4 separate regions of the Mus musculus genome follow, and regions 1, 3 and 4 are each linked to region 2. A link is a loop called in an ENCODE intact Hi-C map of the cell type or tissue named here. Cell type or tissue: heart. All regions are shown on one strand. Each heading gives the region's core, and the rest is flanking DNA. Links, peaks and the distances in the headings are about the cores only. Region 1 overlaps Ube2e3 (ubiquitin-conjugating enzyme E2E 3). Region 2 holds the start of Gm52519 (a long non-coding RNA gene). Region 3 has its middle 160 kb from the start of Gm46750. Region 4 overlaps Itga4 (integrin alpha 4).

The links. A loop is a pair of places that touch in the nucleus more often than their neighbours do. Peaks named below come from ENCODE experiments on the same cell type or tissue, not always from the same donor. Only the 100,000 strongest peaks of a DNase experiment are listed, where the experiment ranks them.
Region 1: a loop joins it to region 2, with 9 times the contacts of the local background. A loop is called at or near these places in 30 of 42 quality-filtered maps.
Region 3: a loop joins it to region 2, with 4 times the contacts of the local background. A loop is called at or near these places in 7 of 42 quality-filtered maps.
Region 4: a loop joins it to region 2, with 6 times the contacts of the local background. A loop is called at or near these places in 12 of 42 quality-filtered maps.

What each region holds. Positions count from the first base shown.
Region 1 is chr2:78,910,326-78,918,514 of GRCm38, reverse strand. Ube2e3 (ubiquitin-conjugating enzyme E2E 3) reads right to left here. Exons shown (of 6, transcript NM_009454.2): 4 at 4,709-4,841. Among named protein-coding and RNA genes, the nearest start is that of Gm51431, 40 kb to the right of the region's middle. In heart, for the core only: a CTCF peak has its summit at 3,431 (motif pointing right); no DNase peak of the experiment used is centred there.
Region 2 is chr2:78,045,421-78,053,609 of GRCm38, reverse strand. It overlaps Gm52519 (a long non-coding RNA gene), which reads left to right and starts at 1,626. Exons shown (of 3, transcript XR_003953861.1): 1 at 1,626-1,930; 2 at 2,230-2,529; 3 at 5,710-5,899. It overlaps 4930440I19Rik (RIKEN cDNA 4930440I19 gene), which reads right to left and starts at 2,433. Exons shown (of 7, transcript NR_108098.1): 1 at 2,272-2,433. In heart, for the core only: CTCF peaks have their summits at 4,173 (motif pointing left) and 5,089 (motif pointing left); a DNase peak (open chromatin) is centred at 4,189; H3K4me3 peaks cover 640 bases; H3K27ac peaks cover 834 bases.
Region 3 is chr2:78,547,350-78,555,538 of GRCm38, reverse strand. No RefSeq gene overlaps it. Among named protein-coding and RNA genes, the nearest start is that of Gm46750, 160 kb to the right of the region's middle. In heart, for the core only: no CTCF peak of the experiment used is centred there; no DNase peak of the experiment used is centred there.
Region 4 is chr2:79,260,885-79,269,073 of GRCm38, reverse strand. The region is part of intron 2 of Itga4 (integrin alpha 4); the gene reads right to left. Among named protein-coding and RNA genes, the nearest start is that of Itga4, 9.6 kb to the right of the region's middle. In heart, for the core only: a CTCF peak has its summit at 3,238 (motif pointing right); no DNase peak of the experiment used is centred there.

The DNA of each region.
Region 1 (8,189 bases), core at 1,281-6,280, 860 kb before region 2:
GTTTTTTAGTTAAAAGTATTGATTTTTGGCTTTATTTTGACTTAACATAGAAAGAACTATTATTTGGCTCATTTGTTTTTGTTGTTTCTTTTTGACACAAGGTGTCAAAAAAAAAAAAAAAAAAAAAAAAAAAAAAAAAAAGAGGTGTGTAAGTCTGGTGACATGAACCTGCTGTGCACATTGCACTGGTTTCAAACTTACAGCAATCCTCCTGCCTCTGTTTCTTGAGTACTGGGACTATCAGCATGCACTACATACAATACCAGGAATTACCCTGGTTTAAGAACAAAGTGAACAGGTGAACAACTGATCAATTAAATCTACATGAATGGCATTATATAAGCGTGTATATGTATAGTCATATATCATATATCTTTGTGGACACACATGAACATGGAAAATGGAGAAAAGTTTTGACATCAAAGTACGAAGATAAATGATTCTTGAAAGGTTAGGTCAGCTTCTAGTGAAAGTGGTGAGTATCACCAGCTCAGCCAAACGTCTTCCTATGTCAGAATAAAGTGAAGGACTGGGAGGAAGGCTGCGGCCATCATCTGTGTTACTGTCCTTTCTTAGTCACTCTCCTATAGACACTGACATAAAAAAAGCAAGGTTTTCAGTTACTGCACCAAAGAAACTGACATCTCTTTTTCAGGAATAAATACTTGTATGTTTCTAAGCAAATACAAAAAGCAGTTGAGAGAGTAAACTCATCACTTGGACTTGTAGAAAAAAGAACTTTCTATTTTATAATTAGCAGTGTACTGTGAGCTTCAAAGGAGCATCAGGGGACAGGAAGAATACCCAAAAGTGCTTTTTCAGGGGGTGGGGGCACAAAAAAAAAAAAAGGCAGAGTGGAGGAACAATAAACATACTACCTAATGATGGCTTAATAGGGGCTATAGATGATATCATGATACTCTGTGAATACAGAGATCTGAATTCTAACTAGGCATCTAACTTTGAATACCATGTTTCAAAGACTTAGTACCAAAAAACACATTAATAATATTCTTATGGATGTTACTTATAGCATGTTGAAATAGTAATATTCTCAATATATAGGGTTAAATATACCTTTAAAATTAATTCACAATTAGTTCCTCTTATTTATTTAATGTGGCTATGGAAACTAAAACTATACATGCATTTTACTTTGTCTATGCCTCTAATAGACAATGTTTTTCAAGAAAATGGAATACTTGCTTGTCCAAAAGACTGAGCTTATTACTTAAAAGACATAGAAATTATTTACAATTAACAAAATGTTTATTACTCTTTAGGAAGTTCAATACCTTAACTGAACTTCATAAATACTATAGAAAAGCCAGGTGTTAGTGGCACACATAGATTTCTGTGAGTTTGAGGCCAGCCTGGTCTTTTCCAGGACAGCCAAAGTTACACAGAGAAACCCTGCTTCAAAAAACAAAAACAAAAAAAGTATATATTTGAAAGAGGGAGGGGAGAGACAGAGTGAGAGGGAGAGAAAGAAATAAGACTTATTACCAAGATACCACAAATTTTATTTGTTTCATTTAGGAATAGGGTTTAAGAATGGAAAAATCTGTCTTAACAATGAGAGAAACATTACAAAGTTATAAATTTAACACATTGGAACTTCATAGTATACTAAATCTATAAATAGCCATATATTAATAAAAATGACAAGCCATATACAGGACTATAGTTCCAAGCCCTTCTGCTAGACAATTTCTATTTCCATGAACAGTGCTAAGAAAAATGTAAGAATCTTTTAGGTTACATTATTTCTTCCTCACATACAGAAATAGTATCATAACTATATCCTGTTAACTTTCCCCCTATTTTCTAAAGTGTTAAAACCAATTTTCAATATGAAAAACTATGCATGTGGAAGTTTCACTATTTATAAAAATAGGCATACAGTTTACTAAACATTTATTATACAGAAAACAGCAAAAGAATGAAAATTGAGCAGCTGGTAATAAGCTGACATTATATATGTACCATTCTCCATGAGGATCTAATTTATGGAATGAAGGCTCTGACTATCTGACTTAGCAAGGGGAACATGGAGACTTTAAGAGCTTCTAAGATAACTTTTAGGATCTTAGATTCTAATGGGTCACACTGTATAACACTTAAACAATCTTAATTTGAAGTAAGTTTGCCCGGGTTGTTAAAGGACCATCTTGTCAGAAAATGTAGCACACAGTGAAGTATTACCTAGCTGATCAAAAGAAAAAAAAATGACATCATGAAATCTGTAGGCAAATGGATGCAACTAGAAAAATACCTTCCTGAACGAGGCAACCCAGACCCAGCAAGACAAATATGGTATGAGCTCAACTTATAAGTGGATATTAGCTGTTAAGTAAATGATCATCAAGATGCAACCAATAGACCAAAGAGGTTATGTAAAGAGAGCTCCAGGGAAGACAAATATTCTCACCTCCATGGGAAGGTGAAATAGAATAGATTTTGCAGGTGGTCTAGGGAGAGTTAGAGACAAGAGTAAAAGAATCCAGTCAGGCAGGGAGGGATGAAGGGAGAGAGAGACAGCTTGAACTCAGGAGCACTGGGTGAGGGTGGAAACAGTTCAGAGAAAATCTTCTGGAAGCTATGAAGGTGGCCCTCGTGAGGATTCTTAGTAATGTAGGCTATCGAGTCTGAACTGGACATCTTGTGTAGCTAGGTAAGTGGGGGAATTGGGTAGCATTCGGTTTAGCTGTTGGTCAAAGGGGGCCCATAGAGATCCTAAACATCCCAGGCTGACACAAGGACTGAAGGGGTGCTCTCTGCATGGGGGAAACAATAGCTGAGGCAACATTCAATTCACGAATGCAGAGAGGTGAAACTGGTGCCTGCATGGAGCCTTCAGCCCTACATTCTAGTTTCTTTGGCACATGACAATTCTCTACAGACTACAGAAAAACAAACCTGGACACTAACCCCGCCACAAAAGCCTTAACCTACACTCTGCTCAGCCTTCCAGATGTGTTGGAACAATGGCAGCAAAGAGTATGTGGGATGACCAGCCAATTTAACTTGAGATCCACTGAGGGAGCCCATGCCCTACACCAGGATGGTCAGGAACCAGAGACTGGATAGCCTAGAGACCTACGGCAGAACCAAACACATTTGACAAAACACAAACAAAAAGCAGTGATATGATTTCCAATGATGTTCTGCTATACTCATAGATCAGTGTTTTGCCCAGCCTGTTTTGGAGACCCTTTTTCTCCAACTGGGTTCTTTCCAGCCTCAATGAGGTTTTTCGCTTAGTCTTGTTGTATTTTGTTCTCTTGGTGCCCTATTCTTTTCTGATGAGGAAACAGAAGGGGAGGAGTGGATTCAGGGAGGGGAGAAATGAGGGCGGGGGGGGGGGGGCAGAAACAGACAGAAACCATCTTGTCTGTAATTTGAGGTACACACCACTAGGTGGAACCATTGTTACACTGTGTTAGAGAATACTGTCCAGAAAAAGGTCCTTTCTAAAAGTCATGAAGTAAGCCTTTATAGACTTTACACACACACACACACACACACACACACACAGAGTCAGAGAGAGAGAGACAGAGAGAGACAGAGACAGACAGACACATGGAATTGGATAGATAAGATAAATAAATAGATAAATACATACAATGAATCACAAATATATTTAAATATTTTCAGGATTTGAAATGGGAAGCATTTTTCACACAAGGAACCCCATAAAATCAGAAAATATCTTTGACTCTCTTGTTTTGTCCTATTTTGGTTTGTTTTTACTGTATTTAATTTAATTTCATTTTATTGTATTTATTTATTTTTCTTTTTTGGTTTTTCGAAACAGGGTTTCTCTGTATAGCCCTGGCTGTCCTGGAACTCATTCTGTAGACCAGGCTGGCCTTGAACTCAGAAATCCGCCTGCCTCTGCCTCCCAAGTGCTGGGATTAAAGGCGTGCGGCACCACGACCGGCTAATTTTATTTTTATTTTTAGATGGCTGTTTGTATCCTAAGGAGGGAAAGTAGGGTAGATCTGGGAGGTATTGGAGGAGAGTACACCATGATCAGAATATACTGCATTAAAAGTTTATCTAATTAAAAAGGAAAGCATGTTACGAGTTGGGAGCTGGATTTCTCCTTAGGAAAACTCAGATATACAGACTAAGCTCTAGGGTTTCCTTGACTACTTTATAAAGAGAAGTCAGAAGTTCTTCAAATAAGTATCCTGTTTAGGCTTTGCATAGCCATAGCTTTCCGTTTGTTACCCAGGTAAACAATCTGTTTAAATGAATTAAGAAGAAAGTACAAGTGAGCCTGCCACTCGTCAGTTTTGTATCACACTCACAAGAAGGCACAAAATTAGTGTCAAAGTACTGGGTTTCCCTTTGTTAGTTTCCTAGTTTTCACTTATCGAGGAATAAAGACAAATCCTTATTATTAATCTATTTCTGAAAGCTACCAATGACTTTATTTCAGAGGGAGTTTTACATATGTTCACATTTATGTTTTCTTCAGTGCATAGATTTATTTACTAGTAACAAACTATATTGAATATAAGATGATTTAAAGGCAGAAGTCAGTGACTTTTTGGTTTTAAAATTTGGTTCTGAGTTTCCTATTAATTCATGAACAACAATTAAATACAAATTATTACAGTAATACACATATAAATTCTAGAGTAACTAACTGGGTTTTGAAGGAGGATAAATATTAACCAATGGACACATAAGCTCTTACCTTTGGTGGCTTAAATGGATAATCTGAAGAAAATGTGATATCCAGAAAAAAAACACCACCTTCATATACAGAACCTGGTGGACCAAGTATAGTTGACCTCCATTCATAAATGTTATCTCCTTTAGGCCCAGCACTATTTAAAAGAAATTAAAAATCAATATTTACATCTATAAATAATATAGGTTAACATCCTAAGATGAATGCAAAATTAGAAGTTAAATAAGCAATCTAAAAAAGCATTAAGACCAACATGTTTCTGCACACATGTATAAATTTTGAAATATTCCAAATGAACAGAAAAATTATAATGAAAACATAAAAACTATGTTTATTGGATACCTCTGTTAGCATTTTACTATTTGCCCCCATTCCCCTCCCCTCTTGCTACCCCCCACAAACACATGAACACGTACCCCCCACACACACATGAACACGTACTAGTATAATTTGCTGACACTGATCCTTTCCACAGTAAATACTTACATGTATTCTTCTAAAAATAATTTACAAATCAATAGTTACTAAATGTCAACCACACTAATCTATAATTTGCATGATAAAATTGTCAACTAACTCTGTAATACATTCTTCCTCCCAGATAAAAGATCCAGTCTGGGGGGGGGGGGGGGCGCAAGAAAATCTTATAGGTTAATCTAGTCCAAGACAGGATTTACTGAGTAACTCCGGCTGGCCTAGAACTTGCAATCATCTTGCCTTCCCATCTGAGTACACAATTCAGCGTGTGCACTCAGCACAGCCACCTTTAATATGGGCTCTATCAGAACTTATTTTTTCTGACTTTTATTTGACAGAATATAGTCCTTTAAAAAAATAAATACACAGCAACACTTGAGTTTGCCTGTGATTCTCTCATGAGACTCAAGTACACCCCTAACCAAAACACTAAATAAATTATATGTCATTTTGGAGTCATGACATTTTGAAGCACATGATTTCGTGTCCTGTCCCTCACTGGTGATATTAAGCTTCACCTACTGAAGATGCTTTCCAAATTTCCTACTGCTTAGTTACTATCTGTTCTGCATCCAATATGTACTCTTTGGTTAGATTACTACCATGTAAATACCTTTCTCTTTATTCAAAATTCTCCTCTAGATTTAACACTCAACTGGAATCCTCTGAACATTCCTATAACAACTGGCAAATCATGACATTTCAACTCCAGCTATTCCTCCACACTTAACAGCACTCTTCAGCTCCCTCTTGCTTTGTGTGCTTACATAAGTATTATGTTATTGATATGAACTTGTAAAGTACTATTTCTTTCTAATACTTTATAATTCATTATTGCTTTTAACTATTTTGCTGCTTGAATCATCATAGACTGTTGCCCAGAGGGAGAGCCTACAAAGCAGCTCCAACACACTTCTAACATGCTTCCTCCTCCCAGCCCTGGAATCAGCTTCAAGAATCCTGGGTCCTTGTTGGAGAATGTTAAGAAATCGAGACTTGAATTCTACTGAATCACTGAAACACTTTAATGCAATGTGCTAAACATCAGTATTATTTATACAATAAAAATTTAACAGTTCAATATAATCTAAACTCACAATTTCTGGCTGGTAATGCAACTCAATGTAAACATTGTTCAAACATACCTTACAAATTACCATTTTCCTCTGTTTAGAATGCATTTTCACATTAATCATGTGCATATACAGGTGGGAGTGGGTAGGAGAACATGTGCATATGAGTGAAGATACTGGGGCACTTGATATAGGTGCTGGGAATCAAACTCAAGTCCTCTGCAAAGTCATGTACCCCTAAACAGCTGAGACATCAGTCCTACCTATTTAACTCTAGGCTTTTACACTGAAAATTTCTTGGCTTTCTGTAAGCAGGTACATGCTTTTGTTCTTTTAAACTGCCCATCAATTTAGAAATGATCTGGAAGACCTCTTAAAGTAGTTAGTGCAAAACAGTACTGCAACCATGTGTAATAATAGGGCATCAGCTTAACTACATGTTATTAATTCTGCAAGACTGACATTGTAAAACTAGTGAAGTTCAAATGATAAGCCTCAACAAAGGCTATTCTTATAGTCCTCAAATATTTCTATTTGCTACTCTAATCTCACTGTGGTTATCTCTCTTTCCCAGCAGACTATAAATACTTGTGTAAGTACCCAAAGAGAACCAACTTCCAAATAACCAAATTCAGATGATTGAACAGAAGATAAATTGAGGTCAATGTATTTTAATGGACTTTAGAATCTTAGATTAAAAAGATGATGCTTTGGACAAATCTACCAGCCCCTGGAAGAAACAAAGATGGAGAGGGTGACGAATCCATCTTAAATCCTGTTACATGGTAAAGCCGGGATTCCCACTGTGAAACCAAATTCTTGATTCTAAAGTTTGTTTTTCCCCTCTTATGCTGCACGAAAAGGGTTCATTTAACTCTATTACATCAGGGCTTTCAATACAAGAGAAGCATCTAGCCTAAGGAGTCTAATTTCACTTCCTTTACAGCATCACTTAGAATATGGAGAGGCTGGGACAGACCCACCAAGAGACATGGGAAAGGAGAGCTTCAGGACTGAGTCCATTAACTCAAAGCATTTCATAGCCTAGCAGCAGACCTGCCACTGAGCTGACTGGAAAAGACATGGGTGAAACTGACCAGCCATTCCCTGTATCTTTCCTCAAACCTCCGTACTTTCTACTTCTCTCCTTCCATAGGGCAGAACTCTATAACCTTCCTTCCATACACAATCAACTTTTCTTTCTCAAGTGAACAATAGCCACAAGAATTCAGCAATGGCATTTTCCAAACTTGTCTAAAAGACAAACGTTTCTCTATCCCTTCCAGCTTTTATCTCAAATTATTGTCCCTTTAACAGAAAAACTCCTTTAAAGTATTCCTGTTAGGTGACATCTCTAATTTCTCTCCTCCTGTTTTTAAAATAGTTTCAAGCTGGATTTTTTTCCTCATTTTTCTATGGAAACAACTTTTTACCTAAGGTCAGCAATGACATCACTGATGGGCCCAATGGTAATTTCTCATGCATCAACTAACTAAATTTTAAAGTAGTAAATCAACTGAAAAGAAAAGAAAACTCAAGAAACCAGAAGAGGGGGGGTAGTCAACAAAATGAAGTATGTATAAAAATCTCATATGGAAAAGCTGTTGCAAATTTAAAAAATAAAAATAAATTATTAATAAAATTAAGTGGCTTGAGTGATGACTCAGCAGTTGAGAGTACCGGTTACTTTGTAGAGGACCCAGGTTCTCTTCTCAGAACCCAACTCATGGCATATCATCATCTGTAACTCCAGTTTCACAAGGGTCAATGCCCTCCTTCTGGCCTCAGTGGGCACTGCATGCACATAGTACACATACATATATACAGGAAAAACACTTGCCCATAAGATAGAAATAAATAAATGTTATGAAGATAAAATTGGATACTCTGAATATCAAGTTTGTAGGGAGACTTGTCAATTCAATTTCAAAATG
Region 2 (8,189 bases), core at 1,243-6,242:
TGAAAATAGAGATATTTTAGATACTAGTTTACTTTTTGAGAATTCCATCCATGCACATGACACCTTCTTAATCATGGTGACTCCAGCCCTTCCCCTAACTCATACCAGATCCATTTCCATCCACTGATCCATTCTTGACTTCATGTCACCTTTTTTATATAACCCACTAAGTCCAATTTGTGCTGTCCGTTCTCTCATTAGTGTGGGGCTACCCACTGACCTAGGGAACAAACCCTTAAAGAAAACTGACTCTTCATAGCTCCTTGACTAGGGATGGGGGTGTTCCAGAGCCTCTCCATCCGCTATGCTGCCATGTGATACAGGCCTTGTGCAGGCCTTGTGCACAGCTGCTACAAGTTCATGAGCATCTCAGTCCTGACAAAACAGCATGTCCAGAAGACATCATTTGCTCTGGTCCTCTCTGACTTCTGGTACTTATACTGTTTGTACCTTTCCCTTCTGCAATGGCCCTGAGCCTTAGGGAAAGGCAAAACTTAGATGTGTCATTTGTGGCTGAGCACTCTGCAGACACAGATTCCCTGCATTCAGTTATGAGTTTCTGTTTTAACTACTGCCCACCAGACAAAGAAAATTCTCTGATGATGTTCCAGAGCTATCCTAATCTATGAATATGGAGATACAAATTTAGAGACAAGTTTGCCACTATAGGACAAGGATTGTTGACTCTTGTTGTTCTCTGATGTCGTACAGGTTCGTTTTGTGGCAACTTGACACAAGCTAGAGTCATCAGAGAGGAGGGAGCCTCAATTGAGAAATGCCTTCATAGTATCTGGCTGTAGACAAGTCTACGGAGCATTTTCTGATTTAGTGATTTCTGGGGAAGGGACAAGCCCACTATGGGTGGTGCCATCCCTGGGCTGGTGATCCTGGGCTGGTTCTATGAGAAAGCAGGCTGTGTATATAAAAGAGTAAAAGTACAGAGTTTCTCGTGTAGTCCTGGTTGTCCTGAAACTCTGTCTGGGGGTTTGGGGGGAGAGAAAGGAAGGGAGGGAGGGAGGAAGGGAGGAAGGGAGGAAGGAAAAGAAGAAAGAACAGAAAAATAAGGAAAAAGAAAAGAAAAAAGCAAGAAGAAAAGTTTATTGCTTATAATCACAAAATGACTTTAGTAGTAAGATGTATTCTAATTTGACAGATTTTTGAAGAAATGTCTATCAGAATTCACTACTCACTTTTTAATATTTAGAAGTTATAATTGTAGGAACAAAATATTCCCTTTTTGCCAAGGAAAAGAAACAACAGTGGTATGATACCTTTTTTGAATAAGCCACTGCTGTGCGTGGATATTCTTGTAACTACGCAGATTATCAACTATTCTGAGTGGAAAAGAAGTGGGGAATGTACAGGGATATATAATTCTGGCTAGTATGAGCAATGTAGTTAGTCATGACCCAGAAGGGGAAATCCGCCCTAGAAGGAGGAGAAAGAACATTTTAGACAATAAGCTTTTGAAGGACATACTAAGCTTTGGAAACTGTTACCTTGGAATAATGAAAGTCCTCTTAAACTCATAGGGTCATTGATTTTTCTCAAATTAATTTTATTAGAAATCTGAATTCTCACAAAGTCTGATGAAAATATTTACCAACATCATCCTTTATCTTCAGGGTTTCGTGCTGTGCTCTAATGGTAACCAGAAAATGGGATTCTGAGAACCGTTTTGACAAATAGCAGCTACATCACAAAGCATGAGTAAGCCACATTTCAAATGGAGGAGGGTTTAATGGCCTAATAACCAAGACGTGAGAGAAAGCAGCTAACAGGAAGACAGAAGTCACTCTTACGGTCGCAAGAACACAAACCAACATCTTCCAAAGCGAGAACTGTAAACGCTGAGAAGTCACGAAGTCATTCCATTCTATGAGGAACGGTGTCATGCACCCTTTGATTTAGTAACGAAGCTATGAAAAAGGTAGAACTGCTAACCGCATGTATCTGCAGTAGCTCCTTTTCTGTAATGGAGGATCCATTTTGAAAAGAGAGTGTTGGTAGATGTGAGATTTAAAAAACATTATTCATCCCTTTGTCACAGCAGGATGACTAAGCCTGCTGCCACCAAGAGTTGTCTCAGTATTCCCTGATGAAGGCTCTTTAATAGGATGAACTGAACACCACTACTTAGCTATTTTCACAAACCAACAAGAGAGCATAGGAGAGCCTCTGAGAAGCAAGGTTTTGCTTTGTATTGATTGAATATGTTTATGTTTGCAGACAGAAACGTACTGCTGCAGTGCCATAGGTGGAGAGACTCACCAATTAAGTGGCGAATTGACTCCAATACGGATCGGACGCCTCCGTTTCCCAGTCACGGGTGCTTGACAACACTCAGGATCTGTGCGTGCTCTTTTGAACCTAAACTAAATCCAAACAGAAATCCCAAAAGCTTGCACCTTCCTTAATACAGCTGGTTTGAGTGACATGAGGTCGCTCAACTTTGTCATAAACCCCCGCTGCCTTGGCCACGCCCACAGAAAAGAAGCCTCTGGAATCTAGGAAGTCGCGTGAGACAACGTGAGACACCATAGCCACTCCGTAGCTTTTGCTGTTCTCTATGACGTACCATTTAAAGGGGGGGGGGGGGGAGTCGGCAAGAATTTTGTAGGATAGGAGCATAAACTCAACAAATGAACCAAGTTAAACTGTCCATGGTTGGGCCCTAGCCAACTGTAATGTCAAACTGAAGGAGAAAGGCCCTTTGGCTCCCAATCCTTACTACACATTTCTTTCCTCCATCCTCTTTCTTTGGGCTTTCCAGCGCAAGCCTCTCAGTTTCCTTGGCTAATCTGCACTTATAGGGAAACTTGGTATGCTTTATGATGCAAGGGTTTAACAAGTTGCTTCTTACAGTAATATTTACATTTCAAGAAGTGATACTTGGACGAGCCTTGAGAGAGGACCAGAAGCTGGAGTTCCTGCGGGGTTGAACCCCGTCCGTGGGTGTCGAGAATTCAGCCTAGCATCATGTGTCCTTTCACACAACGGTTCAGCATATTTCATGTTTTATATGTTACAACTATGTTTCCTTCCAGGCTGCCTTTTTCTGTGGGAACATATATGGTTTTCTAGAACAAATATTTTTTAAAATTCGCATTCTAGGTTTCAAAACCTGGTTTAGTACAAAAAAAAAAAAAAAAAAAAAAAAATCTTTCCTTACAGAAAAATTTCAAACTCTGCTGAAAGACTTCAGGGTTGTCCAGGCAAACGTTTTCACTCTGCCTGATCAATATGAACAACTCCCCTCGCATCAGCACTAAGCTAAATGTTTTGCTGTCGTAGTAGCCTTTAAACTAGGGCATATAGCTGAAGGACCCCTGAGAGCATACAGCCAAAGGTATGGTCTTTGTACTTTAGAACAGAATAGTGTGGTTTCAGTCAGAATATCCCTCCAGGAAGTAGAAATATCTTCAATTTTGGGTTTGTGTTCTTAGCTTCAAGGGGAAAAAAAGGGGAAATAAAAGAAAAAGGGAGGAAGGAAGAAGTAGTTGGGGGAAGGGTGTGGGCACTTTCCATCATATGACAAACCCTGCCCATTGTTAATAACAGAACTGACCATGACAACATATTCTATCAAATTTATACTACGATATGAGACAGCAACCAGTTTCTCATTGAGGCCACATTGTCAGTGCATTTAACTCCAATGCATGTGGGTAAAATGGTCTCCAGAGCTTCCTGCCACTGGAATCACCTGGGAAGATTTAATCTCACCGATGCCCAGGGACTGCCTCTGTAGCCTCTGGGCATCAGAAGATGTCAACATTACTCCATGTGATTCCTGTGTGTGGGTACATTGCTCATCAAAGGACAGAAGACAGACATATTCCAGATACCTGTTTGAACTGGTTGACTGAGCCAGCTTCATTGGGTATTTAACCAATGTTCGCCTTTGTAGCTTCCCTACATCCCACATTCTGTGAAACGGAGGCAGAAGTGGCTCACAGTCTTACAGAGCAGCCTTCTGACCCATTAATCAGTAGGTTGTTCCCCTCTCTTTTTCCCTCTGTGGGCTCTGACTCATGCTGCAGTAGAGAAAAAGACAAACAGCCTAGTCAATAAATGACTACTGCTGTTGGATTGCCTTTCTTTGACTACAGTGAACAAGCCAGAAAGTGCCTTTCAGTAATACAGGAGCCGCTTAGGAACCAGGCTGCCACCTGGCGGCTTTCCTGAGCATTTCACTCTTCCTTCCAAAAGAAACGGGAATGACTAATCACAGCCTCCTCCTCATTTACACACTAGACACGGGCTCAAGGAGTCCTCTGCAATGGAGGCTGTGCTTCGAGGTGACACTCAGAATAAAACGGCAGAGGCAGCCCTTTCAAGAGGACAAGGAGGGCACACTGGCGTTCAAATACCCCACCCACCTGTTCACCTTTGAGGCTGTTCTTTGAGGGCTTTCAAGAGCGATGTCAGGTCAAACAGGAGGATAGGGATGGTTTGTGAAGAGCCCGAAGACCTTGTTTATGGTTTCTGAACATCAGGTCTACCTCGAAGCCTGGTGAAACTGCAGGTTGCAGTGGTCCAGCCCCAGAATTTCCAATTCAGGGGGCTTGGGAAGAATGTGAGGTTCTAAGGAATCTCAAATGATGCTGCTAGTCCAGAAATTGCACTTTGAAAGCCGCTGGATAAATCACCACTGATGAGTTAGCTGGCAATGGTCAGCAATCGGCTGAGGGCGTCAGCTTCCTTCGTCAGCACACAGGACTAGGAAGAAAAGGCATGCACGGGGCCTCTCACTCAGTTCAAAGATATTGTCTCTGTGGGGTCTCCCCTACATGTCCATGGAGAAGCGTAAGGGTATCAAAAATGTCAGGTAGAAATTGGCTAGGATCAGAAGTGGATAAAATGTCTCTTGGCTGTTTTGCCTAGAGTCCTCTGGGCTCTCTTGGGAAACATTGGGTAATCTTTTCCCTAAATACTACATCATCCCAATCCATTAGTTCAGCAGGAAGCAGACCTGCTTGACAAGCCAAAATAACATGCTGAGATGGATTTCAAAATGAAGATTTTATGGAGATATATACTATGACCGAAGAAAAACTAAGTCGTTTCCATTCTAATAGCGCCATCTAGTGGGAATTCGAGGATATTTGTTTTGCTCTATCTCAGTCAAAAATGGAAGTGGTTTACATATTTTGTGGCAACAAAGGGGTCCCTATCATTTGCTACTTTGGGTGTAAGACAGGAGAGCAGTAAGCAAAGCCAGAAGATTATGACTGTGTGAAAGAAGTTCTTTCAGCCACCCACATTTTCTACGAAATAAAGCCAAATCATCAGCTGAGGAACGTGGACAGACGTATGTTCACAAAGGCTTCTCACAAGTCACGTATCAAAAACAGTCAAAGCAGAGCAGTCACGTCACAGCACAAGGCATGGTGCTGGGTGTGTACAATACAGCTTCAAACCCCTAAGTACCACTAATCCATAATTAGATGAAGATACAGGGCCAGCTAACTCATATTCTGCATGAGTATACTAGTGATCAATGAACCGTACAGTTAGTTATACATGGTTGAATAAATCGAATTCTGTACTCTCTACTCTAGATTCCAGAAAAGGAAAACAGAAGGTGAAGGCAGAAATGCTAAGCCTAATTCTAAGAAGAAATCAAAAGGGGGATAATTGAGGATAGATAAAACAAAAATCCTATGTCCCTGGCCCATGAATGCTAACCAGAGAACTCTGTTGCAGATGATCTGATGGTTTAAATGTAACCATCTGTTGTAGTTAACCTTGACTGTCAACTCGATGGGATGGAGAATCATCACGGCATTTCTGTGGGGGAGTTTCTACATCAAGTTCACTGAAGTGGGGAGACCCACCCTAAACACAGGCAGCACCGTGACATGGGCTGGGGTGTAAAACTACATAAAAGGAAAGCCAACTAAACAGACAGCACTCATCCCTCTCTGCCTGGTACTGAGGATACACAGTGGCCAGCTAACCTATACTCCAGCCACCAACACCTCCTGCCCTGATGGACTAGACCCTCACACTGCAGCCCCAAATAAACCTTCTCTTAAGTTGCTCCTGTCATTTTTTTTCCCTGTAGCAACAAATAGAAGAGCTACCCTTCTGGCTGAGCCATGGGAACTTAGTAGAATGTTAATCAGAAATAATTTAAATTTTCTAATTACTTGATTGTTGAATTTGTGCTTTTCCATGCACAGCAGGCAGATGCGATGGGCATCTGATAATTTGTCAGATGGGTACCAATCTTATAGTCGTAGTCCAAGCATGTGACACGGGTGATGTAAGAGATCTGGCCTGCCCCTCTTCCTCTACTCCAAAAATCATGTAGTCTGGTTGCACAGTATGCATTTAGAATCTCTAATCAGAAAATCAGGAGTTTAAAACATCCCAAAAGCCTTTTTGTTTCTAAACATAGCCAACAAGATGCCAAAGGTAGTAGATTGAATGCTTGATCTATTACAGCAGGTGAAAATGCAGTTATGATGCGCACTAAATATGTGAAATTACCTTCAAGCCGTGTGTGTGTGTGTGTGTGTGTGTGTGTGTGTGTGTGTGTGTGTGCAATATAAACTAATTTTGTTTTTGAAAATGATTCTCATCTTTAAGATGCCTCATTGTATACATGCAGATAATCCCTAATCTGAAAAAAATAATCTGCAACTCTTCTAGTCTCAAGTGTGACAGCTAAAGGGAGAGTCAACTTCTGCTCCTATCTCCATCCTCAGCAAAAATTTAGTTCCCTTAGTCAGTGGAGGTGGAGTTGAGGGGAAAGGACAAAACAAGCATTTTACCTGACTTCTTTTTGTCCTAGAATCTTCTGTTGGCTGTTGTCATTGGTGTGCACAACACCAACTACCTGCAGTTTCCCTTCAGGTAGCAAGTGTCCAGAATATATCAGTTCAGAGGGCCCTGGATGATCTCACTTACATGGTAGACCCAACCGCAGCCATCTTCTCCCTACATCAACTTCCTCTGCTGGCTTCTTTCTATAGTTATCCCTGTAGCCACTGAACTGACTCTGGGGTAACAGATGGAGAGACAGTGAGGGCTTGAAACACTTGGTACATTCTTGGACTTCTGAGTACAGAGTAGACTGTTTAGCAGTTGACTTCTCCCTTTGTTATCCCTGTATAAACAACCACTGCTTTACTCATAGAGAAATTGACTTAGTAGACATACAGCTAGGAAATAACTCATTACTTTCTTTCTTAAGCCTTGGCAGTCTAATGGAAATATGACAGCCTATCACCCTGTGAGTCCCACATTCTCCCATTCTTCTTTTCATCTCCTCTTTACCCTACCCTAAATCTACCAAGTAGGAGAATAGAAACCTCACACTGAGGGCAGCAGGAAGTCAGGACTGTCATTAGCCTTGAAGGACAAGAATTACTTGGTGGAAGCTGGACCAAAGGCACAGTCGAGTTGGCGAGAGTGGGAGCTGACGCAGCAGAAGAGATGTAGTTCCTGTCACCAAAGCCACAATGAGGTAGAAACACATCACTGCCCTTGTGACCTCCAGTCTTCCTAATATTTTCTGTCGTGGACCCAAAGGAGCAGGGAGCTGACATGGAAAACCTAAAATGCCTGAAGTCTTTATCAACTCTATGGTACATGGGATGGAGAGTCAGCAGGGCTGGAGACAGATCCAGGTAGTGAGAACAGAAAACTGGGGGGGGGGGGGGGAGAAGAAGAAGAAGAGGAGGAGGAGGAGGAGGAGGGAGGGAGGGAGGGAGGGAGAGAGGGAGAGAGGGAGAGAGGGAAGAGAGAGAAACAGACAAACAAACAATGGCTGACAGTCTGCCCTTTGTGCCCTAAGCACTAGCCATCTGTGGTCTTTATCTTCATTCGGAGTGGAATGAAAAGAGACCAACATACTTGTTTGTTTTCACCTCTGTGTACTCATCTGGATGTTCAGCTCAGGGAGAAAAATACCATAAAATAAAAATTACAAGAGGTGATTATTGTAAAAGAAGAGCTTCACAAAAGTAGGGTAAACTTTAAAATGGAGTTGCCTGTGCTGGAGCTCCGCAGTAACAACTACAGCTAAGTTGTCTTTGACCTTCAGGAACAAGAGGTAGCAAGCACATTTTCTAAACTGGCCAATTTCAATTAACATGATAATGAACTTCCCTCTGCTTTAGTCTTCACCAAAAAAGAAAAGAAAAAATCAAAATGCCCTTGGGGAAGCCTGATTTTGA
Region 3 (8,189 bases), core at 1,053-6,052, 500 kb before region 2:
TGAGTGCATACCAAGTGTGTGCATACCAAGGCCAGAGGGGAATGTTGAGTGTCTTCCATAGTTGCTCCCTGCCTTACTGCTCTGAATCAGGGTCTCTTACTGAACCTGAAGCTCACCACTGCGAAGATCACCACTTTGACTAGCTTGGCTGGCCTGTGAGCTGGGTGATGAGCACACACAACCATTCTTGGCCTTTTATGTGAGTGCTCTAATTGAACTTAAATACAATACTTGCACAGCAAGATGCCTTACCCACTGTGTCATCTCCTTAGCCCTGCTGAGTTATTTTTTAAAACATGCATACTAATGAGGTTCTTGTGAATGAGAAGGTCTGAATATTTTCTATTTTTCGCCTACCAATGCCCAGCAAGTGCATAGGTAAGTGCTTAGTAAGAAATTTGGGGGTTAAACTCACAACCACAAGCACCCCTACCAAATCACTTACAACGGAAGAAACACTAATTTATACTATGTTAGGGCAAGCAAAAGCCTGCTTCATTCTATTCATGTGTGTCTTAATAACTCAATTGCAGTTTGTCTTTTATTTCATTAGCTTGTTTTCACACTCAACTTTTTTCTCCTGAAGGATAAATCTGTGGACCATTATAGCCAGAGGGCATCTGAGGTAGTGCTTTGCACCTGGGAAAGCCATTTAATTACTGGAGCTGTCAAAATGTTTTATTGTAAACAGCTTTTCTGATAGATTCTGCTTCCCTCTTATGAAGGATCTTCCCCTAAAGACACTCCTCCTTGCCGGGATGCTGAGAGCACAGGTGCCCTGATTTAGAGGAATGAAGGTTTTATGTCTTAAAATAGTCCATCCTTCTTCTCATGTCTGATTAGGAAATATTATATGCTCATTTTTCCAAGTTTATGGGTATCATAAAATGCTATCATATTAAAAAATTAAAAATTAAATAGAATAGGCCACTGAAAGTAGAGAAAAGGGAAAGTTTTATCTAAAATTTTTAAGGGATACTCAAAGGCATAGCTTACTAAATCTATTTGCAATACACCCTAGTGACATAAAGGAAGAAGTGTGTGGGTTATAAAATTTTATATTTCTACCAATTCACCTCCATAAATATTACAGGAATCAACTCAAGTATTGTAAACCAAGTGTCCACTTTACCTCCAAATCTTCACATTTTAGCTAGTTCGGCACAGCTTTTGTCTGGATCTGGGCAGAGAACAGTCAGTCAAATGCTTGCCTCATAAGCATGAGGTCCTGAGTTTAGATCCCCAGGGCTCACATATAAGAGATAGGGGTGGTGGCAGGTGTCTCTGAGTCCAGTGTTGAGACAGATTGGTCATACATAGAAGAGCTTTTGTCTTGTTGATTTATAGTCCAGTCCTGCCTTCATAAAACTCTACTCTAATGTGAGGTATCACCAATTAGTTCACTGAAGTCCTCCTACCTCCACAGGATAGAAATTATGACTAGGCAAGGAGAAGTTTTATAAATGAGACTCCCTAATAGTGTGTGATCCTTCAGTGTTTCATGGTAGCATGGCAGTGGAGAGGCAGAAGCAATAGCAAGTGGCACAGCCATGTGGTACAATACTCATGTGAGCATCTTATCTAAGTACCTTTAGTCCTTGGCAGTGGCCACTGCCACAGTTGTCAGGATGGAACTCTTGACCCTGGAGACAAGATATTTATCCTTCTTACATCTCCATTCTTCGCTCTAACTTATTCTATGTCTCTCCTCTTTCTTTCCATTCTGTCTCCACCTTCACTCTCTTGCCTTTTCCTCTCCTTCTGTCCTCCATCCTTCCCCTCTCCTTTCTTTCTTGACCTCTCAAACTTTTCAGTAGACTCTTCAGCTGTCAGGAAGCTGGCTACTACCTGATACCTTCCATATGTCAACTGCCTTTGAGACTATTTGGGCTGACTGCCTCCACCAGGATTGTAGTTTGGAGCAGGGCATGCAATGGCTAAGTGAGCTAGATGCCAAGTGCCTACTTGCACTACAGCAGCAGTTGCTCAAGAAAAGGGTACCACCCTCATTACTGGGATAGTTACAGGGTCCACCTATTTCAAGATTCAAGAAGTAGGCAGCTTTATAACTTTATAACTTAGCTCACCACATGCCTAGCTTCCCCTGCTGCGGTAGCCTTCATTACTGTTCTGCTGTCTCTGGTGTGTAAGTCTTCATATTACCAACTCAGTCTGCACCATTGAAACAAGGCAAGAAAAGCCCATTTAAGAGATATTAGACCTGATGCTGCAGCATCGTGAGAAGCAGCAGAGGAGAGTGCTTTCTAGTCTAGTCACAGAATGAGCCAAACTTACATCGCCCAGAAAGAGATGCTTGAACCAATCAAAGCCTTGTCTCATAGTGCCATTGTGATAGAGGATTGTGTTTTAGACAAATCATAGCCTTTCCTTTTGACAAGGATTACAGTGAGACTTGCCTTTTGGACTTGTCACAGCTTTGCCCCTCAGCATTAGTCTCAATATTCCCTCTACTAGACTACCAAGGGTAGGGCTTCCCTTACCCAAAGTAGAAATGGTTGCAAGATCATCTAGGGTTCATCAAAACTTATGATAGCAAAACATCTGGTATCAATGATTTCAATGATCCCTAGCTGGACCTGTACTCTCGGGATTCAGGGCAATAAGCTATAACCTTTTGCACAGTTGTCTCAATACATCTATAGAGTGTTCAAGATGGCTGGGGCTGGCATGAAGGCAGTCTGTTAGCCTGGGTCCTTTTACTCAAGACAGCTGGGCAGCAAAGAAGAGTCCAACCAAGCTAATTATGGAGTCAAAAGTTCCAGGACCAATGCATTTGCTTCTTTATAGCAAAACTAATAGCAGGAGCACTTACAATAAACTGAAGGAACTCACCATTAATATTAGTAAAGACTTTTAACAATGAACTTGTGTAGTAGTACAGGAAGTCTCAGTTCTCCTTGTAGTCTCACAGGGTCTGCCTTAAGTTTCAAGTGCCAAGGACATTTAATATTAAGGGAAGTTTTTCTTAATGCAATGATGCAGGGCTCCACATTCATGAGCTGTCAATCTTCAGTTCTGGGGTTTTCTCATACAAGCACAAAGTGTGGTTGGTTAGGCAGATAAATAGTGAAGCTTATACTATGTCTTGAAAAGATCATCAGTAGCTAATGGCCATAATTAGAAAAGAATAATTAGCACATCCATTTAAATTAGCTTCCTATCTAAAGTCCTATTGTGAAGGATCTTCTTATTTCCTTGTGCACTGATAACTGTCGCACAGAAATATGGACAAATCTAACCATTACCGTGAAATATGTATAAAATTCAAACAAATGATCTCATTATTATATAGGATAATTAACTACTGCAGCCACAGTTCATGGATTATTGTTGTTTCAAATAGAGCTCTAAACCCAACCTTAAAGAATTGAGTCATTAATAATTCTCTGCTAAATAGTCAAATAGTCCCATCTGTTCTCTCAGATGAATATAGGCATCAAAACCCATACCATTAGTGTTGTTCAAACTGTCTTGATATGGTGGTTTGAATAAAAAATGTTCCCCATAGACTCAAAGGGAGGAATACTATTTGAAAGGAGTAGAATATGTGGCCTTTGCATTAAGTGTGGCCTTGTTGAAGGAAGTATGCCATTGAGGGTGGGCACTGAAGTTTCAAATACTCAAGCCAGGCTCAGGCTCTCTCTCTCTCTCTCTCTCTCTCTCTCTCTCTCTCTCTCTCCCTCTCCCTCTCCCTCTCCCTCTCCCTCTCCCTCCACCCCTCTGTCCATACTACCTGCCAATCTAGATGTAGAACTCTCAGCTACCTTTCCAGCACCATGTCTTCCTACATGCTGCAATACTGAACCACAATGGCAATAGTAGACTAAACCTCTGAATTTAAGCCAGCCATAATTAAATGTTTTCTTTTTATAAGAGTTGCCATGATAATGGTGTCTCTTCACAGCAATAGAACATTGACTAAGACAAGTGGTGTGTTAGTCAAAGACGCTGTGTTGCAGCTCTGTCTGTCAAAGAGTGCATGGATTTCCTTCCTGATCTAGATTGTGCACTGGGGGAATTCCTCTCTCACACGTGCACACAAACATGCACACACGCATCTGTATATCTCTGTGTGCACACTTCTGCTCCTTTAAGAATCAGGATTATGGTCTCTATCTCGATCCACAAGCTGAGTTCTGAGTCCAAAGTAACTAAGCATATGAGAAGGTGTGAACGCTTGGAAAGTTGTAGGCAACTATAGGAAATAGAACAAAGATGCTCATTTGACAGAATGACAGTGGGAAGTGTTAATGGATGAGGTGTTAGCGGATCTACTACTAGGTATGGAAATAAGCAGATCTCAAATCTGCCTGTACAAAAGAACTGCATAGGAGCTCTGGAAATATATGTCATTGTCCAAATTTCCTTAAGACTTCATTTTATAGAGGTAAGACCTGGGGTTAGTTGTATTTAAAAGTGGCTGTAACATGAGATCAGGGACTAGTCACTGATCTAAGTCTGGAGACATAGTACAAGGGGACTAAATCACATGAGGTTGTCACTGATGAATGATCATTTTAGTATTGGTGTTTCTTAAATTGTATGAGGGGCATATTTATATATCAAATTTTAACTGGCTACTTGGGATTTGCACCTATTGAGGGTTAGGAAGAGATTTATCTCTGAGCACTGGAATCTGAAAAGGAAAGGCTTAGCTTTTATTTAATGGTGAAAGAGTTTCACTACGTTTTTTGTATGAATGATAGACTCAGGTGAGTAAGGAAATTATACAAACCTATAAAGTTTGAGGAAAATCAAATTGATGAACATTAAGATGCCAGGTGTGAGGGCTACCTGGCTTTGACATCTGTCACCACATTGATCATCAGGGTTGGTTTGCCTTATCTGGCTTGTGTCCCCTTCCTCCTTCACTGTACCATGCCTCTCCCAATGCTGTGATTTTTCAGAAGCCTTCTTCAATAAAGGAAGACTGAGTTTTGGCAGCCATATTTCTCTTTTGAAATCTCCAAACCAGTTCTCAGTAATTTTAAATGAAACACCAGTAGATGGCCATGTACCCATATTTTATTGTTGATCACATTCATCCCTGGAAGACTTTTAAAAATCAGAATGAGAAACCAAGACAACTCTGAGAAACTGCCCCTCCCTACAAGCTGACCTATGATGTGGAATAAAGTATGTGCGTATGCATGGGTGTCTGTGTAAGTCCACAGTATACAAATGAGTAATTGCCCACAAGGGAGGTCATTCCGAACAAACAAAATCCAAACAGGACTCAACAGGTTCCTTTTCCAAAGCTCAATATAAGATCTCACTCTTTTGAATCAAAAGAACAGAGACAGGCAACCTCAGTTGTCCATCAAGAAGAACAGAAGGAGACTGGAGAGATGGTTGGGTAGTTGAGAGCTCTTGCTGTCCAATCACAAGGTACTGATTTCAAATTCCAGCACTAGAAGTAAACACCAGGAACTTCACCTCCATCTCAGAAAGATGGAAAACCTTCTTTGGGCCTTTGTGGTCATAAAGGCCAGACCTGCACAGACAGATGCACACTCACTTACCAAGACGCTCTCAGAGCCAGGACAATGTTACCTTGAAGTTATTCTAAAAAACTCTGTGAGAGAAGACATTACATTGTCTGGGGTTATCTTTTATTTTTATTCAGCAGAATGCCTAGATTAACTTTTCCTAATTGAGTTGACTAAACCTCCTCTATTCCTGTGGTTTCTTGCCCTCTCCATACCCCTGGACCCATTCTCTGTTTGACTAATGAAAATGTGGATTTGTAACTGAGTTAAGTCTTCATTATGAGTTTGAAATGATTCTTTCAAAGTCATAAGAACAGGTGTGAACACCTAGGGCATGTACAGAAGGCTTTTTTGGCATCATTGGTATCCTCTCTCTGATTCTGAGCAAACCTGGTCCATAGATCATTACTTTCAAGGTAACACCATTGAGTTACACTTCTGTTTCTATCCCACTCATAATAAGGTCCCCATCCCTCTGAAGTATTTAAGTCTGCCAAACTCTAAGTTTTTGCAGCCCACAATTGCAATAGAGGATTATCACATGATCTCAGAGGGTCCCGATCAAGAAATAAAATGACAACAGGACCTCAGAGGCTTTATGGATATGTGTGAGCGTGTGTGGTGGGTATTTTGTCTTGGTTTCACCTCAGCTCCTCATACAGAAAATTCTCAAGAACATGACTCATGTAAAAAAACAAATTGAGAGCACATGGTTGGAACAATTCAGATTGGCTGGAGAAAATCCCTTGAGATGCCTAGGGCCTCATTGCTTCTGACCAAAAATGGTAAAACAGCCAATAACAAGGTAAATACACAGAATTTGGGGCAACTAACCAGGCTGTAACTCTCTGTGCTGGCCACTAGAATTCCAAAAACAAACCACAGAACAAAAACAAGCTTGTCTAATAAAGCCATGCGTGTTTTCCAATGAGCCTCACCTGGTCAGAGGGGACTTTTCTCATTATTTTTGCCTGTAACACTAGTTTCAGTGGTTCTGACTCTTGGAGGCTTGCCCTGACCACAGTTTGTTCTAATTGCATAGTTCATAGATGCACAGCATCACCTGGAAGCTTTTTAGAACTACAGATTCTTGGACTTATCCCAGACCTTTGTGGCTAGAGTAACAGTTTGTGACCTAATAAGCCCTTGGGCTGACTCTGATCCACACTAATGTTTGCTCTAAATACTAATGATTCCTTACAATAGGTAATTCCCGTAAGCCTAGCATTTGATTGTACTTGGTCCCAATTCTGTCATTCCCCTCCACTGATTAGGGGGAAATGCTGGCACGAATGGCAACAGGCATGTGTAGCACTAGCTGTTGAGACAATGGCTGTAAGTGCTAGCATCTGTTTCTGCTGTTCACATACGATAGAACCCGAACAACAATATGAACTAACCAGTATGCCCAGAGCTCGTGTCTCTAGCTGCATATGTAGCAGAAGATGACCTAGTCAGCCATCATTGGGAGAAGAGGCCCTTGGTCTTGCAGATTATATGTCTCAGTACAGGGGAATGCCAGGTTCAGGAATTGGGAGTGGGTGGGTTGGGGAGCAGGGCGCGGGGGTGGTGCAGGGGGGAAGGTATAGGGAACTTTCAGGATAGCATTTGAAATGTAAATGAAGAAAATATCTAATAATAATAATAATAAAGAACCTGAAAGAGACTTGGAAGGATGGGCAAGCTCTTCTCTGAGGAGAGCATCCTGAGTCTGTGTCCTTCTACCATTAGGGAAAACATTCAGATAAAGTTACCTACACTACACTCTAGCACTGCAGAGAATTATACTATTGAATCTTGCAAATTGTCGTAATTTGACTAATACTAAAGTCACTCTAGAACCCTAAGAAACTGGGATGAGGATCCATGACTCTCTTCTAGGAGAAATTTCTGGGCCTTTCCTTACTACTGGATATTATAGGTTATGTAACTCAGCATTCAGGCCTGTCAGGTGTGTATCCTGGGAATCGAGACTGTGGTTCAGGCTTCAAATGAAACTTATTTAGTTGCTTCTACAAGAATTTGGGGAATAGCAGCTGAAAGCATTATGTTCATGGGGCATGTGCCTTGCCTTTGTGTGTTAATGCCATGAGTGTAGGCACTATGGGACAAGCTTCTACAGGATATCTAAAACTAAATACTTTTTTTTTTTTTTTAAGAAATGATTAACGTCAGGTGCAAGGGCTCTGACGCCCAGCTGCGGTCAGGGCAGTGCTCTGGACTACTAAGATGTGAACTTTCTCCATACTTGGAGAACATATGGGGCAATTTACACAGTACATCACCACGCAAATGCTAAGATCATCTATTTGTAAGACGTAATTTTGGAGTCTGGAATAGGGCTGAGGAACCAATCAAGAATTATCTCTATCTGGTGAAGGGGGACCTCTGAAGGACTTGAATAAGAGAGGCTAAGGCTATCCTCTAAGGACTTTCCTTTTGGCCCATGGCTAGATTAGTTCTTTTTACACAAGAGTATGAAAGCATGAAGGCAGCCAAGGTTGAAGCTCTGACGTATACATGGAGGAAAAATGATCTCTAGTCATAGACCTTGAACCACAGCCAGCGGCTTTGGGGGCATGAGCCAATGATTAGGATTTTTTTTTTTTTTTGTAGAAGCCGTGAAGCTGTTAATACCATAAGAGGGGAAAGCAAAGCTGATTTCACACCAGCACATGC
Region 4 (8,189 bases), core at 1,023-6,022, 1.2 Mb before region 2:
AGTACTCAAACCCAAGGCTGATGGGTTGTGGGGAGACCAGGCCATCAGCATTCAAAAATATCTCCCAGATGACTGTATTTGGGGGTGAAGCTGGGTTTAAGAACAACTGTTTCAACAATGTAGATGGGCAGGCCCTTTCCTGTCTAATTACTGGGAAACTTAGATTGCTTTCAAAATAGTAATAAAAGATCTGTCCTGTTGGGTTTCAGCTAGGTAATGAGAGTAGGCAATTAAATACTAAACATATTTTCTTCATGAAGAAATTTGATATTCATTTTGACAGAGGTGACATTTGCAAAGACTGTCACAAGAAAGCTAATTTTCCTGAATGTCCTTGACAAGACCATAAAAAAAGAAATCCATATTTTATTTTACCCAATGTCATGCTGCAGTGATTTATATTCCCATTTTCAAGTCAGCTTATACATTACCAAGCTAAACTTTTAGCAAATCAAATCTCAGTTCCATGATTGAAAAAGTATTTTACATGGTTGAAAACAAAAGAGGTCAGCAGAAATTAGCATCTGATGTTTTTCCACTCTTTTGCACTAGAATGGCTAATTTGTGGCACAGTTGACTGCATTTCCCCAGTACAAATTAAGGAAAAAAATATTAAAAACCATCCTTCTTAGTCCAAGAATTAAGCCCAGTCTTATTTTTTTCAAATTGAAGAAGAAAATAGGATATGTGTGTGTGCGTGTTAGTTTTAAATCTCAAACTAATGATTTCTACCAGCATATGTAAGTGAAACTTAAAATTCTTAATGGTCAAAAATAAGTTGCTAGTACAAAGCTAACTGGGTACTCTTCTTAAACACACCTCTTCCCCTTTTGTTTTGCTGTTCACTGCACACTCTAGCTGGACAATGGAGTGCTAGATATACAATCTTCTACATCTCCTCAAGGAGGAGAGACTGGTTGTGTTTTGACAGTAGCACTCAGGCAGCGTAGAACACTGCTGCTCAGATAGCAGGAAGGTACTTGATACACAGTTGTGAAGAGGGATTTTGAAATACATTATGCCACCATAAAAATTCCTCATTAGATATGACAAAAGACCATAATGTTTTCACCAGACTGGGATGGAAGAAAGAGTCACTCTGTTTCTGTGCCCCCTGATTTTCTTTCACAATACTATTTCCCTGAGCTTTAAGACGTAGTAACAAATAGAATGGAGGAAATAGCAGATTGAAATTGCAGATTTTTCCATGTGTGTCTGGGAGGAGCATGACTTAAAATGGTTAAGTCAGTTAGGATCTGTGTTGTTCCCATACAGAACAAGACAAGTGTGATGTATTTGGGCAAGAACAGGATATAGGACATATGTGAACATTAGATGATGGTATTGTCAATATATCTTAAGGATTTGGTTAAACACTAAGATGCATGTAGATCATAGCAGAATCCTCTTGTATATGTAGCCATCACTTTATGGGAAGCCTCAACGTGAACACTGTTTTATTGTCACAGTAAAGCCAGAAGAATGCATTATTAATCCTTTTAGTCATAGGAAAATTGATTCATGTGAATGTGAAAAATTGTGTTTACAGGTGTGTGCACGTTGGTTAATGCTTATGTGTATTTAGAGGTCAACACAGGAGGTGTTTCAGTTGCTCTCTGCTGTGGTTTTTGAGGTAGAATCCCTCACAAAACCCAGAGTTCATCTATTTAGCTGGACTGGCTGGCCAGTGATATCCGGGGACCCTGTCGCCACCTCCCCAGTGCTGAGATCAGAGGTTTGTTACCATGTCTGGCTTTCACATGATGCTGGGGGTTGGTCTCAGAGCCTCATGCTTGCACAGAAAACACTTTGTCATCTGACATCTTACCAGCCTCCAAAACTGAGTCACTGAGTCTTAAACTAAGTCAAGAACCTGCCCAAATCTATGAAGCCAATAAATCAAAAGATTACAATTTTTAAAAATTGATATTTAAGTTGCTTCCCACAATTCTAAAACATCTACCATAGAACTCTACAAATATTCAGCTATGTGAATTAACTGAATTCAATTTTACATCCTAAGTCTGTTTTTCCATCTGAGAGTGTGTAAAATATAACAAATCTGCCCAGATTGTAAAATCAGCTTTTTTAAACGTTAGGGTCTCACTGTAACTCAAGCTGGCCTGAAATTCATCACACAACTCATGAAAAGTCAACTTTGTATTGTTCATGAAGATTCTCCATTTCTTAACCCCTGTCCTGCCCTGGCCCTTCCCTCCCTGTTAGGCACCTTCTTCAGTATTGGGGCATTTCCACTGAAGAAATAAGGACCCAACGGAAAGGTCAGTCCTCTTTCTAGACCTTTGAGGACTTGAGTGATGTGCTTTGCACTGGGGAAGGCTGGGACTTTTTGGTGAAATGGTGTGTGTGGTTTGCTCACCTGCGTCACTCTTCTGTGGATTCCCTAGCAGACATGTGGTAGGGGCACTCAGGCTGACTTTCTGGACTGTAAAAAAGTTCATCTGCTCCTTCAAGCACTCCTGGCATGCTTTCCGGTTTCAGAAAAATAACAAAAGCCCTTCCTTTATATGTTACTTTTGCCTTTTAAATTTGAAGTTCTATTCTATTGCAAGATAAACATACATTTAAAACTTGCCCATTCTACTTTTTTTTTTTTTTTTTGAGACAGGGTTTCTCCGTGTAGCCCTGGCTGTCCTGGAACTCACTTTGTAGACCAGGCTGGCCTCGAACTCAGAAATCTGCCTGCCTCTGCCTTCTGAGTGCTGGGATTAAAGGCATGCGCCACCATGCCTGGCTCCCATTCTACTTTCTTAATTAATCATAGAAGATGAACAACTCCTGCTTTGTCCTATGTTCTACAGAGTCACTAATTTAAGGTAACTTTTTAAAGGAAGTAATAACTGCTGAGTGAAAATAATAAAAATTCCATTATCTAACATATATCCAAGCATATTTAATATTTAAACATTATATATACACACACATATATACCCACCCACACACATACACACACACACACACACACACACACACACACATACATACATATATATATTCTGCTTGCTGAGTTCAAAAAAAAAAAAAAAAGAAAAGAAATCACCTGGAACTAAAGTGACAGATAAATTAACAGCTTATAAAATGCACCAGTACATAAAGTTGGAGATTATGGGAACTTATGCCTGTGTGTACAAGGCTTCCTAGTGCTTAGTAGGTGTTCAATAAATGACAAATGCTTCCACTCACGGAACGTGCATTCTGCTGGTTTCAATTTAGACACCAGGGGGCGCCCACAGTGCCATGAGATTCAGCAACAGTCTTCAGCTCTAACCCAAATGGCCCTTACATTTAGTTTGTTCTACTAGACCATAAGTACTGTTAATCCATTCATTATATCATACATTCTATGATTAAAACATGCGGTTTTCTCACACATCTAATTAAACATGGTGGTGATCTTTCTAAAAGATAGCAGTGATGTGGGAACTCAATAGCAATTTATATTGACAAATGATGAAGAGAAATGGAAACCATAGCTCTGGCATTTTGAAGGTGGCACAGGACAGGAAAAGCACCAAATGTCCAACCTCCTGCAAATCTAGAGCCAAGCAAGAATGAAAAGATAAAATTAAATGTCAAAATGATAAAACACTATCAAATGTTTTCCTTCAGTTAAGAAGAGGTCTTTAAATGTGATCTTAGGATGGCTAGCAAAATCTGATATTGGCTAGCAAGCATGATCAATATGTATGAAAAAAAATTATAATCCACAAAAAAGTATAAAGCCAGATATTGAAGTCCTCTAATTCTTCACTACTCTATTCTATGCTATGCCATGCCATGCCATGCCATCCCATCCCTATTCTAATTTTGTTCTCTTCTAATTCTATACTATTCTATTCTAAATGTTTCACATCACAATTACTAGCACCATGATGTAGGCGTGAAACTTCATAGATGTGACTTGATCCTGAATTATTCTAAAGCTTCAGAACTGTAGAAAACAAGGTGACTTGTGGAGACCTCATTCTATGATCTGGGTCTCTACAGGTCTTTTAGTCGCAAGTTTCTTCAAAATCCTCTAGAAAACTCATACAACTCCTTGTAAGAGCTATAAGAGAAAATGTACTCCAATAGGTATATTTGGTAAAAATAACTTTCTTGTTTACTACATCTTTTTTTGTACCAGCATAGATTTAATAGCTGTAAACACATGTATTAATTATTTTTTTCTAAGTATTCTTGAAGTAGGCATTATCATAAAAGTCAACATCAAATATGAAGTGCCTTTAACAAAGGGAGACCGACCACTTGTTAAAGGACATACAACTAACTCCTAGTGGGTGCATGGAGCTGGAAAGAAATGGTCAACACAAGCAACCAGCTCTCCAGGTCAGCTATTCAAATGTTGGCATTCCTAACAATCCAATTCTGTACTAAATCTACTTTTAAAATAATTTAGTGATAAAATTTAGTGACATTTGTCTCCAACATTAGAAAATAATAAAGGAAAAAAAATCTACTTTCATAGTTTTCAGGTAGTTTCTTAGATTTAAAGATTCATTTGGAAAACTTATGGAAAGTTGAATAATTAAATTTTTTATGTATTTATTTGTATGTGCCTGTATCTGTGCATGTGTGCATGTGTGCGTGCGTGTGTGTGTGTGTGTGTGTGTGTGTGTGTGTGTGTGTGTGTGTCTACAAATGCAAATGCTGTCCCAGGAGCCTTCAGCTGGTTATCCTGTCTCTACCTCCTGTTAGTCAACACAACAAGTGCCTTTACTCACACAAGCAAGATAATTCAAAATTCTAAATAGAAAATTAATCTGAAGAAACATGCTTGCATTTAAAACTAGAGTAACCAATGTTGAAAATGTTATGCTCCTATTTTACAGTTCACAGGTAAAATAAATAGAGAAAAAAAGAAACTATAGATGGTCAGGAAGATAGGAAGGTTTAAGGGAACTCAGTGAGGGCTTGCCACATTGTCCCTGCCAGTGAAGGCACACACCAGGGTGAGGAATTAAAGATATCAGGAGGCATTTCTCTGCAGGAAGGTGAGAGGCTAGGTAGACTAAAGCATTGCAGAAACGATGACTGGCACACAGAAGTTATCAGATACAACGTCCAGTAGAAAACATTCATAGGAAAATAGTGCCTGAGCCAAGAGTAAAGTCCTGCTACCAAAGTTTCACAGATGTTGTAAGCTGACGTGTTTTCTATATATCAGCTGTGATTGGAGCCTAGCCATCAAGGACTGAGACCTCTCTCTAGTCCAAGGTGTAATTTGAAAAGAATATAGCTAATTCACTTCATGGAAGTAGCCACCCTCCCAAATAAAGGTGTCTGAATATAGGTATGCTGTATTCTTTCTGAACATATTCATTATGAATTACAGTGTTTGAAAATTGAAAAAGAATGCTCATAATTGAAAAAGGTAGATATAAACTAAGGACATCAAAAGAAACATGGATATTACTGAGCCCGGTCCTGTCACTTATAAACTCAGCTCAATGTTCTGATTCCCCACAAAGGAGCTATTTATGAAACTTTGTGCTTTTTAAGGCAATCGCTTCCAACCTACTGCTAATGCAGTCTCATTGGGGGAAAGCTGAGATTGGCAACAAAGCCTGTAAAATCCCACTAACTCCATTCATTTGGTTCATATTGAGTTCTTCCTGTGTGATCATCAAACCAAAGAAAACCAGCTTACTCCTCAGTTCCCCCCATTCCAGAAAGCCTATCAGATGTACCTGACATTTGTCCCTGCCAATGTATATCTAAAATCATTAATGAATCACTTATCCTGCGTCTCTTATCATCTAGACTGAGTTCACTGAGGTTTTCAGTCTTATTTTATTATTATTTTATATATAATATATTATTATTTTAACTTTATTTATTAGACACAGCAGGCCAAAGGGTTTAAGGAAGAGCAAGTAGGAAGGATTATTATCGCTTGCTCTCATTCTAGACTTTACAGTGTCCACCAGTTAAGATTACATTTAAGATTACATTTAAGGTCTTCCCAAGGTTATTGATGAGCAGATTTTTCTCTAACTCAGCGAAACTACCTGAGTTCTTATCTTTGGGATGTCTAGGGTCTTTTCACACCTCCAGTCACTTGCCCTTTTTCTAAACCCTCTTATCCTCTGACTTCCCCGATGCCAGGTGCACATGATTTTCTTTCTGCCTTCTTGGCTCTCTCTTTATGAGTCCCTTCCTATCTTCCCCAGTGGTCCCCAACCACATATAAACCTTGAAATCATCCTTGGACCTCTGGAAACTCCTTCCTTTCTTGGACAGACTTCTAGAGACTTAATTCAATACAGGGCCACTGGAACTGGTATTCTTAAACACTCATGGTTTAAGTTTGAAATGGAATTGAGTAACCCTATTCTAGGCCCTTTTCTAATTGTAGAAAGCCTCGTTTCTATCCTTGGTCTTCTGATTCTCTTCCCTACAGCTTGCAGATTAAGCTCATTCATCCATATGGCTTTGACTGTGCCCTCTATGGCAATCAATCTTGACTCTGACTTACTGGAACGGACTTCTCTCTGTCATTACAAGTAGACATCTAACTCATAGATGTCTATTTTTCTGTAGAAGTAGATTTCATACCAATGAAATACAAGGCTTTCCCAGAATACCTGCTGTTCTACCCCTTTGGTGTACACACCACCATTAACTATATCTTTGATCATTTCTTCTTGACCCTGTTACTTATTCAAAAAGTACTGTTTCTGAATCTATCCTCTAAACTTCTGCACAACCTGCTACTGTCCTAGTTAGGAACTTATCTCCAGTAGCAGAATTTGTCTATATTTGTTATACTATTCTTAATCTTGACTCATTGATTCCGAAGTACTCATCATACCATTACTATGTGTTAAATATATAATCTGAAGACATAACTTCCCTATGATTCACATCATAGGATCTGTTCATAGCCACAATGAGTTCCAGAGATAATCTCTGTAATCCCCCATTCACAGCTCCCTGCAGCACAATCCTACACAGTTTTCAGTTCTTCCAATGTACTGTGCTCTCAATGTCCTTAGCTTTCCATGGCAAATGTTTGATCTGTCTGGCATGTTTTTTCTTTCTTTATTCTTTGAGAATTTTGTACATGTATGTGATGAACTATCACCAGATGTAGCTCCATTTCCCCCAATACCTCCTTCTCCTCATTTCATTATTTCCTCCACCTTCTGCCCCTACTCTTCTCTAATAATCCACCAAGTCCAGTAGGCTGCCAATAAGTGCAAGGCTATGGAGCCAATCCATTGGAGCATGGGAACCTCACTGTGGTCACACCCTCAATGGTGTATTATTTTTACAATCTCTTTCTCTACCTGAGACTTACTCTGTCCCCACATGGCTCTCAGTTCCTCAATACTTTGTTCTTGTCATTTGATCTTTCCAACACAGTTTTGTACAATAATGAACACATGATTGGGAAAACTGCTGTACAAAGGATTTTGTGCATTTAGGTCTGGTCCTTAGACATCCCTTAGCTAATGACTAGATGAATACATAAAGCCTTATGCACAATTGACTACTAATACCTGGCCCCAAACCTTTCACAAAAGAAAAGTGTCTTAGTCATTAGAAATATTAACCAGTGAGCATCTGATCTTATATTAAAAAGAAATGTATTAAGAAAGCTTCATCTCTCTAATTAGGGAGATTGGAGAACTTCTCTCCTTTTAAAATACTCATTTTTATTTTAATATATATATATATATATATATATATATAATACACACACACACACACACACACACACACACATATGAGCTGGCTTCACAGGTAGTTGTAAGCTGCTTGGTGTGGATGCTGAAATTGAACTTGAGTCCTCTACCAGGGTGATTCATATCTTTAACGACTAAGTCACTTGCCCAAACCCAGCTTCTGCCATTTAACCTGGGAGTTGATTAATGGCGTCCTCTATCATGATTTTCTGTGTTCAGGGTAGCCTGTATTTGAGGATGGTTTTTCAAATTGACCATCTTTATTAACCTCGGTTTCATAAGCTACAATTTTAAGCTAATTGCAAACAAATGAATATTACAAAAATATATTTGAAACTTTAACAGTTAAGTGTTTGTATTTTAGTATTACAAACTCTTGCCAATCAGGCAGAAATGATGCAATACTTAGAAACTCGACCCCTTCCCAAATAGAGTATGAAATATAAAAACAGGAGATTTTCCTAAGGCAATGTTTCC